Linked DNA regions of Homo sapiens: region 2 is linked to region 1. The links are chromatin loops, found by intact Hi-C in ENCODE. Cell type or tissue: gastrocnemius medialis. All regions are shown on one strand. Each heading gives the region's core, and the rest is flanking DNA. Links, peaks and the distances in the headings are about the cores only.

What was found. Hi-C counts contacts between places; a loop is a spot of excess contacts. Peaks named below come from ENCODE experiments on the same cell type or tissue, not always from the same donor. Only the 100,000 strongest peaks of a DNase experiment are listed, where the experiment ranks them.
Region 2: a loop joins it to region 1, with 3 times the contacts of the local background. A loop is called at or near these places in 9 of 110 quality-filtered maps.

Annotation. Positions count from the first base shown.
Region 1 is chr15:82,194,617-82,199,316 of GRCh38, forward strand. The region is part of intron 15 of EFL1 (elongation factor like GTPase 1); the gene reads right to left. Among named protein-coding and RNA genes, the nearest start is that of EFL1, 66 kb to the right of the region's middle. RefSeq lists an enhancer at 3,644-3,703. In gastrocnemius medialis, for the core only: a CTCF peak has its summit at 3,576 (motif pointing left); a DNase peak (open chromatin) is centred at 3,545; H3K27ac peaks cover 676 bases.
Region 2 is chr15:82,136,501-82,141,052 of GRCh38, forward strand. EFL1 (elongation factor like GTPase 1) reads right to left here. Exons shown (of 20, transcript NM_024580.6): 19 at 2,158-2,342. Among named protein-coding and RNA genes, the nearest start is that of LINC01583, 50 kb to the left of the region's middle. In gastrocnemius medialis, for the core only: a CTCF peak has its summit at 3,485 (motif pointing left); no DNase peak of the experiment used is centred there.

The DNA.
Region 1 (4,700 bases), core at 2,029-4,528:
TGACCACATAGAACTTATCATCCGAGCTACGATTTTAAACGGTGAAAGGCGACACTATTAATAACTTCTCCAAGATGACAGGCATAAACAGGATGTCCTCAGCAACCCACGTTGTAAGGCCTCCCTAGTTATGAAAATAAATAGCTTGCTTTACTCAAAAAGATAGATGAAGTTAGTGGGTTCAAATGCTCAGCTTCTCTACTTTTCCACAAAATCTAGTAGTCAATGTTTTCGGAATCTTGTAATCAATGAGGCAAAGAAAACAAAATAGGATACACAGAAAGATTCTATGATGAATACAAAGAACAAAACTATGGATCTGCTATATTTTAAAATAAACTTAAACTTGGTAATGACTTGTGACCTTGGGAAATAATGTATTTTTATATCACGTAGCGTTCAATATCAATACATTCAAATTATTGTTATAATTTTACTAATAAACTGTCACTTTCTACCTGTTTGGGCTTTTCTTAAAGACAATTTTATATTTTAGCATAGGTTTAATGAACTTGGTTTCGGTTATAAACTTGTCTAACCTCATAAGGGGAAATTTTTCAAATGTATTATCCAAAAAACTCTGGATGTATCTGAATTATGTAGAAATCAGACTTTAATGAGCCAAACTCAAATCCAGAAAACACTCAAAGTTACTCTGAGGAGTGAAGATATTTAGAAAGACCTAAGTAAGACTAATGTTCTGTTACCCACAAACTCTTAGAGCTGTGTTTTCAGGCTGTAAACCGTGCTAGTGTATCTCATGTCTGGGCAGATTAATATATCTACTAATGAAAAACACACACCCAACCTCGTTGCCTACTCTAAACTGATGTAGGCCCTTGGGAGAAATTAATTCTTGGGGAACACAGTGAACATGAGAATCAACGAAGATGTACACAAGCTGGTGGCCACATCCTAGAAACTCAAGTTTCCTAATAAGCTGGACCTCCAGTCTCTCTTTGTGATTTGCTGTCCCTCAAGTTTCCCATATGTAACCTAGAAGCTAAACGCCAACAAACTAATGAGTAACTGTAAGAATATCTCCTAGAACTTCCACAGACTCCATTTTCCTCCTGCTCAAACTTCTATTCCATTTCTGTGCTCAGAAGCAGCACCTGGGAGGGGAGCACACAGTCATTCATTTATTCATTCCCACCCACACTTGAACATGCATCCTAGTAAAGTGCACCCAGGCTCAACATCAGAGATATGCCTAAAGAATGAGGACCCTTGCCCCAGGAGCTCCGAGACACTAACTGAAAACACAAACAATGTAAAGGAATCAATGTTCTAAGGGAGATCTATTAAAAGAAGTACAGGAACTCAAAGAAAGGAAAGAGCCAGATGTATCTGTCTGACGCAGTTGGGGAAGGCTTCCAAGAGGCGGTGACATTTAGCTGGCAATGAAGGGAGAAAGAACACTTGAGGAGAAGAGACAGCGTGTACCGAGACACAGAGGCATGAAAATCGTGGTATATTCAGGAGTGCTGAGAACTGAAGCATAGGGAGGTCAGAAGAAGCAGACAGTGAAGGGTCTCTTTCCAAACTGAGCAGAACTGACGAATCCTCACTGTCAGCTTCTCTCTTCCTTTTGAGGAGCCCAGCTATTTCTCTGCCTGTCCTTTCCAGTGGTTTTGCCCCTTACAAAGGGAAAGACCCGGGTTCTAGATCAACTCTCAAACTATCAGCTGCCCAAGCTTGGAGGAGACCCAGCCTCTCTGTGAGTCTCAGATTATTTATAGGAGAAAGGGCCTACAGAACCTATGAAACTCAAGGGTTCTATATGCAGAGTATCAAAAATCATTAGAGCATATTTTCATTTTTAATAATCATAGTAAGTGAGAAGAATCAGTAACAGTGTTTCAAATAATCTCAGCTATACAACTACACAGAAAATAAAATTATAGCTAATAAGCAATGGCTGGGATAGTGTAATTTGCTGAGCAAGTCAAAATCCTTTCAGTTTTTTAATATGCAAAATGAAGAGAAATTTACCACTAAAGTTTGTTTCAAGGCTTAAGTAAGAAAACAAACAAAACTGACTCAGTGAACACCTGGCATGCAGTTGGTACTAAATAAACGTTGGTTAAATCTAATTTGATATATCTTTCAAGTGCATTAATAATTGTGGCTTCGGCCGGGAGCGGTGGCTCTCGCCTGTAATCCCAGCACTTTGGGAGGCCAAGGCGGGCGGATCACGAGGTCAGGAGTTCGAGACCAGCCTGGCCAACATAGTGAAACCCTGTCTCTACTAAAAATACAAAAATTAGCCGGGCATGGTGGTGGGTGCCTATAATCCCAGCTACTCAGAAGGCTGAGGCAGGAGAATCGTTTCAACCCAGGAGTCAGAGATTGCAGTGAGCCGAGATTGCACCATTGCACTCCAGCTTGGGCGACAGAGCAAAACTCCAACTTAAAAAAAAAAAAAAAAAATTGTGGCATCATTGTTAGTATCAGTTAACAAAATATATGCAAATATAGTGAAACTGATTATGTAAACTGTTTAGAAAGTGAAAATTTACTATTGTCATTTTAGAAAATTGAAGGCTTGTGGTTTTGAAGAAAAACAACTATTATACAATAAATCTACTAATTGCTCATTTTGTTTAGAGCTAAAAAAAATGTTCCTCTTTCCTTTCCACCCCTATTCCCAGGGGACAGAAAATTTACCTTTGATTTCCAAGCATATCTGATTTCTTCCAGTCATTATAGAGTCAAATAATAAAACAAATTCAGATACAACAGTGAAGGAATAACAACTTTTACTTCAATTCTACACTTGAATCAATAGACTCAAATCCTTAGAAATATGATCATCAATGCAATTATGTGCTGAACTGCTAAATTAACAGTCATCTGGGAAACATAAAACAAAACTAGTGACAATGTGCTTCTAATTGCATGGGGGTTCAGGATATTAGTGATATTTTATATTCTGCTTCATTGCTCACTAAACAGCATATATTTTCATAATAATGCTTTTTTCCAACTAGAAACAACCAAAGGTGTCATAACTCAATTTCCAAGATGAAGAGAAAACAAAAATAGAGAAAATATATACAGTTGAAACAATGCCTTTAGTAGTTGGAAGAGGGGTAGGAGGGGCAAGAGAATGAAAAAAAGGGCCAAAATAAATTTAAATGCCTGCTTTGAAGTCATTCTTCAGGTTGAAACAGCAGGCTAAATCAATTTCAACTCCTCTATATTAATGATTCAGTCATCTCTAAGCCTCCAGTAATAAAAAGTGCCTGCCTGCCTGCCTACCTGCTGCCTGCCCTGCCTGCCAACCTGCCTGCCTGCCATGTGTAAGACTCTGGGCTAGGCAGGGGGATATAGTCTATAACCTACAATGAGAAGTCCTGGGTTGTGTTAACGAAACTGTAGCACAGTAAAGCACAAAATCTACTGAGCATTCATATGCCGTTAACCCTAAGGCCCTTTATAAACAGTTACAGGCTACACGTTTTACACATGGGCACTGGTGTGGACAGAGCACAGGCTCATGCATGCGCTGACATTGAAATTGCACTCTGTTTCTCTGTGATTTGATGAAAATCTGTGGGAAAGGCTGCCCCCTTGTGTTCATCTCAGTGCAGTTGTGACCCTGCTAGAGCTGGAACATTGCAGATGCCTTTTACCATCATCCCATGATGGCTTCAGAGAGGGGACTTCGGCCTGCTCAGTCTCTACCCAAAATCAAGGCCAGTGTAAACGAGAAAGTGCCAATGCTTCTGAGCTCGTTCAAGTCCAAGAAAGCCATTCTGGACCTCTCCCGAGGCACAGCCAAGTGAGCTAGTCCTCATGGATCCAATCAGGATAACTATTTTGTTTTGTTTAAAAAACAAAAAACTCCTGCTTATGAGAAGAGATCTTTGGAAGGATGGAATTCCTCTATGTCAAATGGCCTCTGGACCTCTGGCTGTCTGAATGTCACTTAAAGCAACCCACAGATAGAGAAGAGGGCACAGAGGGTACTGAAAACAGCAACGTAACTAAGAAATACAGGAAAACCCAAGACATGGACAGTGGAAAAGGTGAGGAAGGGTCCTGGAAAACCAACCAGGAGAGAAAGGAAGGCCATAGAGATTCATCTACCTCAACTTCCTTCTATGCAGATGCAGTTTCAGGTCTGGAAATTCCCACAAAGTGGCCAACTTGCCAGAGGTCCCACTGGTAAAATCCAGTGCTGTTTCTCCAACCAGAGGATGCCTTATTTACTAGTTTGCGATCAAAACTGTGAAGCACCTACAAATAATTTGGAAGACTAAGCACCCAGTATGAGAAACCTAACCTAGTGATCAATATAGAACCAAACATATAGTAAGCACAAAATAAATGTGAGTAAATGATTAGGATATAAAATTAAGCCAATAAAGATTTCACTTTTCAGAGGAAAAAATAGTTCACTGCATTAAAAAAAAACAAAACCTGCTTTTTTTCTTTTTAAAAATCTTTGGATCCTGAGAAAGGAAGGCTTATGAAAGACACCTTATATTCCTTCCTCCCTCTCTCACATCCTTCCACCTCCAAATCCCAAGTCCAAAAACAGATAAAATTAGGGAGAGGCTATGTCAATGCAGGAAAAGGTCTTATCCAAAAGCCAAAAACTTTGAAAAATGGAACTAGATTAAAGGCCACCCAGGTATATTAGAATTAACTTATGACACTAAGATAGCAGTTGGTTGCTCCAGAAGTTGAGA
Region 2 (4,552 bases), core at 2,053-4,552, 58 kb before region 1:
CTCTGGTTCTAAATATCATTTAGCTGTATTGCTCTGTAATCACACATCTGGTCACTAAAACCTGTGGTAGAGGATGCTGTAATGATTTTTTCATTAGAACCATCAGTAATACATTTGCACTACAGACATAGTTCTATTTTTCAGGCACTGCCTTTTAAAACCCATCCCTTATATTTCTTACTTGGTTTGTGTTCTTATGTAAAAGTTGAATGCCAAAAACCAAAACCAAAACTAAAAAGCTAGAATTTTGGATAAATGAGAAATTACTACCCACAAGCACAGGAATTAAAAAATAAATGTTTGGGGGGTACTGTTTTCTACATAATGAAATTCAGCAATATCGCATCAGATATAAGCCAGCAAAGCCATCAAAACACCATTAAGTTTTCAGAGAAATATGCAAAAGTCAAGAAAAGATTCATAGTAAATTACTGTTAAAACCTAGAGTTTGTACTGACCAAAAAAACGTAACCTAAATCATAGCATTAACCTTGGTTCTGTCAAGCATTAAGAATGTGATTTTTTTTTTTTTTTAAAGGAAAAGCAGACACAATGGTGTGCTCTGGGCTAGCAACTTCACTTGCATCAATTTAGATGATATGAACTTGCTGAATTAAAATCAAATTTGCCCTGTCCAAAGTCAATTTTTCTGAAGTGCCACCCTTCTTTACTTCACTGATTCACTTGATTATAAATTTCATTTTAAAAAGAAAATTCTCCCTCAATTATTCTCATTTTCCATTCTCTTCTAAATTTAAACTCTTCTTAAAGTGTTCTGGAAAAATGGACCCATTAGGCTAAAGAAAGTGAGAAAGATAACAGCTTAGCATTGAAGCTAAATCATGAGTTCTGCTGAAATAGAGTTTAAGAAAAAAAAACCATGGATTATCTGTGTGAAGCCCTGTGCAATGAATGCCACACCGCTGAGAGCAAGCCAAAATGAATGTGGTGTAGACTCAGAGAACGAACCACAAGGAAACAATCTTCGCATCAGCAAGGGCTGGTCAGCCACAATGTCAGGAACTAGGTTAGATATTTGACCTAGGGGTGAAGAAAACTCAGGGAGGGTCCATGATTTGTCCAAATAAATAGAAGAATATTTGAAACCAGGACTCTCTGACTCCAAAGTCAATGGTTCTTCCATTACCTTACAAGCCTCCATGGTAAAAGGGAATAATGTGAAGTTATTTCAATTCCCTGTAAACAATAACAACAAAAACTGCTTTCTTAAAACAATCTTTCTACTTATATCCTTGAGTTTACAATTTGATTCCTGACCTTAGGCTTTTTCTTGAAAAGTAAATTGTTTTTTGCACATGCCCTGCAGTTTGTTTTTACCAGCCTTTTCTCATGCGGCACCTTCTGATTGAGTGTCCTTCTTCTTAGCTGGTTAATGTCTACTTTTCCTTTACAGATATGTTCAGGACAGCTGGTCTGACCTTATCTTTGCCACTTGTTATTCTTTTTTCTCTAACTTAACAATGTGTTCACAATCTTTCCTTCTCTCCTCCCTCAGCAATGTGGATCTGTTAAGTTTTCCTTTCTGATTACAGATAAGGTTTGCCTTTTCACCTACCTTTACCTACACTGACAATGAAGGGTTCTGAGTAGCCATTTCGTTCCATTCTCATTCCACAACACCTGAAAGCCACAGAAACCTTGAATCTCCATAATGGGGACTGAAGAATATACAGTACATAATAATTTAAAGCTACCCCTTGCAAGAAGTGTAACTGTTCCCCTCTAATTACTGGAGATATTTTTTTTTCCCCTAGAAGAAAATATTCTTAAAATTTCACATTCAAAAGGTCTGTGATTTTCTTTTAAAAATCTAAAATATATATTTGGATGAAAAAAGGATTAAATTTTCAGCATCTTAAATTTTATATTGAATAAAAAGGACAAATGAGAGAGAGAGAGAGAGAGTGTATGTGTGTGTGTGTGTGTGTGTGTGTGTGTTTATTATAAACCACAGATGATCTCAGGCTCATTCAATCTGGATGAAAAAGCCATTTGCTTTCTCCTGTCCATTTGACTGAGTTGAGCCATAGGAAGGCCAAATGGCATGATCTGTGTTGTTTGCTACTCTTGGCCTCCTCTGTAGGGAATGTATCCATAGATGAGAAGGAAGGAATGAATGGGAACTTGGATTTTTACCTCCCAATGGCTGAATACTAGTTGTGGGCTGGCCAGGCCACTTGTCCTCTTCCTGATTTCATCAGCAAAACCAAAGCTTTCAGCAACAGGCAGCACAGCCTTGATGATGAACATGTCTGTCCCTTCTTTCATTTCTTCTTGAAGTACCCGACCTTCTCTCTTTGACAAGACAGCATAGACTCGACCTGTAAAACCATAAATCTTTTAAAATCATGGATCAATCATATGGCTTGAGCCACACCAAGACATGATTACCCATATACTCTGTAACAATCCATAAATGATTAAATTTGTTCTCAATAATGTTGATTTACAAAAGCAAGGAACACTTTTTAAGTGTTTATTTAAAAAGCATGAGATTTATAGAAAAATTGGAAACAAAAAATAACAAAAAGTTAAATCACCCCAAACTACACTGCTCATAGACAAACTCCACAAAACAGCATGAGAAGAAGATTTGTAAAAGGACCTTTCAATGCAGTTTCACCTATAAGCTATCTTTGGGTCTGAAATCCAATGAGATGAGTGACTGGGCTTCATAAATATTAAAATATTTGAATAATTTTGAGACCTTATTGACATGGCAATGATAATTAAGATGGCATAGGCTATTTGGGCTTAGTAGGCAAGCAACTGGCATTTTTATACCAAAAATTAAAACCACACACATATATATTTGTTCATAGTTTTCTTAAACTGGTAATATTTAAGTGGTATGAGTATTAAGTGTTTTATTCCCCTGAAAACTGATAGGTTTGGAATCTTTAAGGTCTGGTAACAATTTCTAGTGCCACAGCACAAGAATTCCACTAGCAAATTCTCTTGGATGACTCTTTCAATTCATCTTTAGGCACAATTCTGCCTCACACTCAGGAGGGAAACATCTTCCCCTCTGACTGGTGTTCTGTATGAGTGTCTCTGGGTATGCAATGTATCCTTTCAACTAGTAAGGAGAACAGACCCTGCAAAGAATAGAGATACATTGAAAATCACAGACAATCATGAAGGACTTGCTGTAACCAGCAGATACTCTCTTTAAAGCCTTCTCTTTCACCTGCTGCCTAAAAAATAATTTTAGTTACATAAGTGATCTATTGCATATATTATCCTTAAACATTTACAACACTGCTGCTAAGCAGGGCTAAAGTATCCTTTGACCACCATTGAGTCCTGGACCCTTCTCTCCTAACTGCCAAGGTGATGAGTCTGGAGTGTCTGCTACCCACTTACCTTTATTTATTTATTTTTTAAACTAGAAACTGACGACACAAAGCCAAAATGTCTGACTTCCAAACTTTTCTCTCTGATTCAGATTTCCCCCTAGTGGCGGTTATTAGGAACGGAAATAGGAAACAAATGGCAGAAAATCTATTGTGTCACAACGCCTCAAGGAAAAAACCTAAACTAAAATCTCTGATGAGCCTTCACCATGTTTAGGTTTAGCTTAAAAACAAATTAACACTCCATTCGTAATGAAAGGCACCCCCTTTCCTCTTGTCTACTTCCCCAGCTAGCTACTACATTCTCTCCTTCCTTGCTTCCTCACATCTTAAACAGGTAGCTTCTCATTTCTTCACTATGTGCTCTTTCTTTAACATCTAGCTCTCCTGGTTGCTTCAGGAAACTGCTTCCTTGAAATTTCACAATAATTTTCATGTTCCTAACCTAAATGCTTTTTTCCCCCAATTTTCATTCTCTGTGATTTCTCTGTGGTATTTGAAGCTACTGATTAATGTCTACTCTGCCTACTGTCTCCAATCTTAGTATTATTCTCCTTACACTCCTGGCCTTCTGACCATCATTCTCTTTATTTCAGTATCTCCTGAACTTCTTCTTATGAGTATTCTTTGAGGCTTCATACTCTTTGAACAAACTCTCCACTCAGCGAGACAACTAATTTATAATTTGTGTGGTTTAAATTAACTAATTTTATGCTTGGGACTCCTAAGGCCATCTCTAAGCCAGGCCTCTCCTTGGATCTCCAATACCACTTTACAATGGATGCCAGGGCATCTCTGCTGTGGAAGCCAACTTCCTTTCAAATTTAACATGTCTAAGAATATATTATCTACTTCAAAAGGCAATTCCATTCTCCCCATTCCAACTATTTCCCCCGTCATTCATACCAGAAACCTCATAGTTACAGAATCACACAACAGTGGGGTAAAAGGAAACTTGAGGGTCAAGAAGTTCTACTAAAGTAGCTGTTTAAGCTCTCCTTGTATACTCTAAAACTCATTTTCTCCCAGGGTAGCCCATTCCATCTTTGGATAACTGTAACAGCTGACAATTCTTGAGTCCCAAATATGTTCCCCTGAAGTTTCTGACCATCAGTCCTAGTTTTTATCACATGGGACAAGTTTAATCCCTCTCCCACAAATTACCCTGTAAGCTA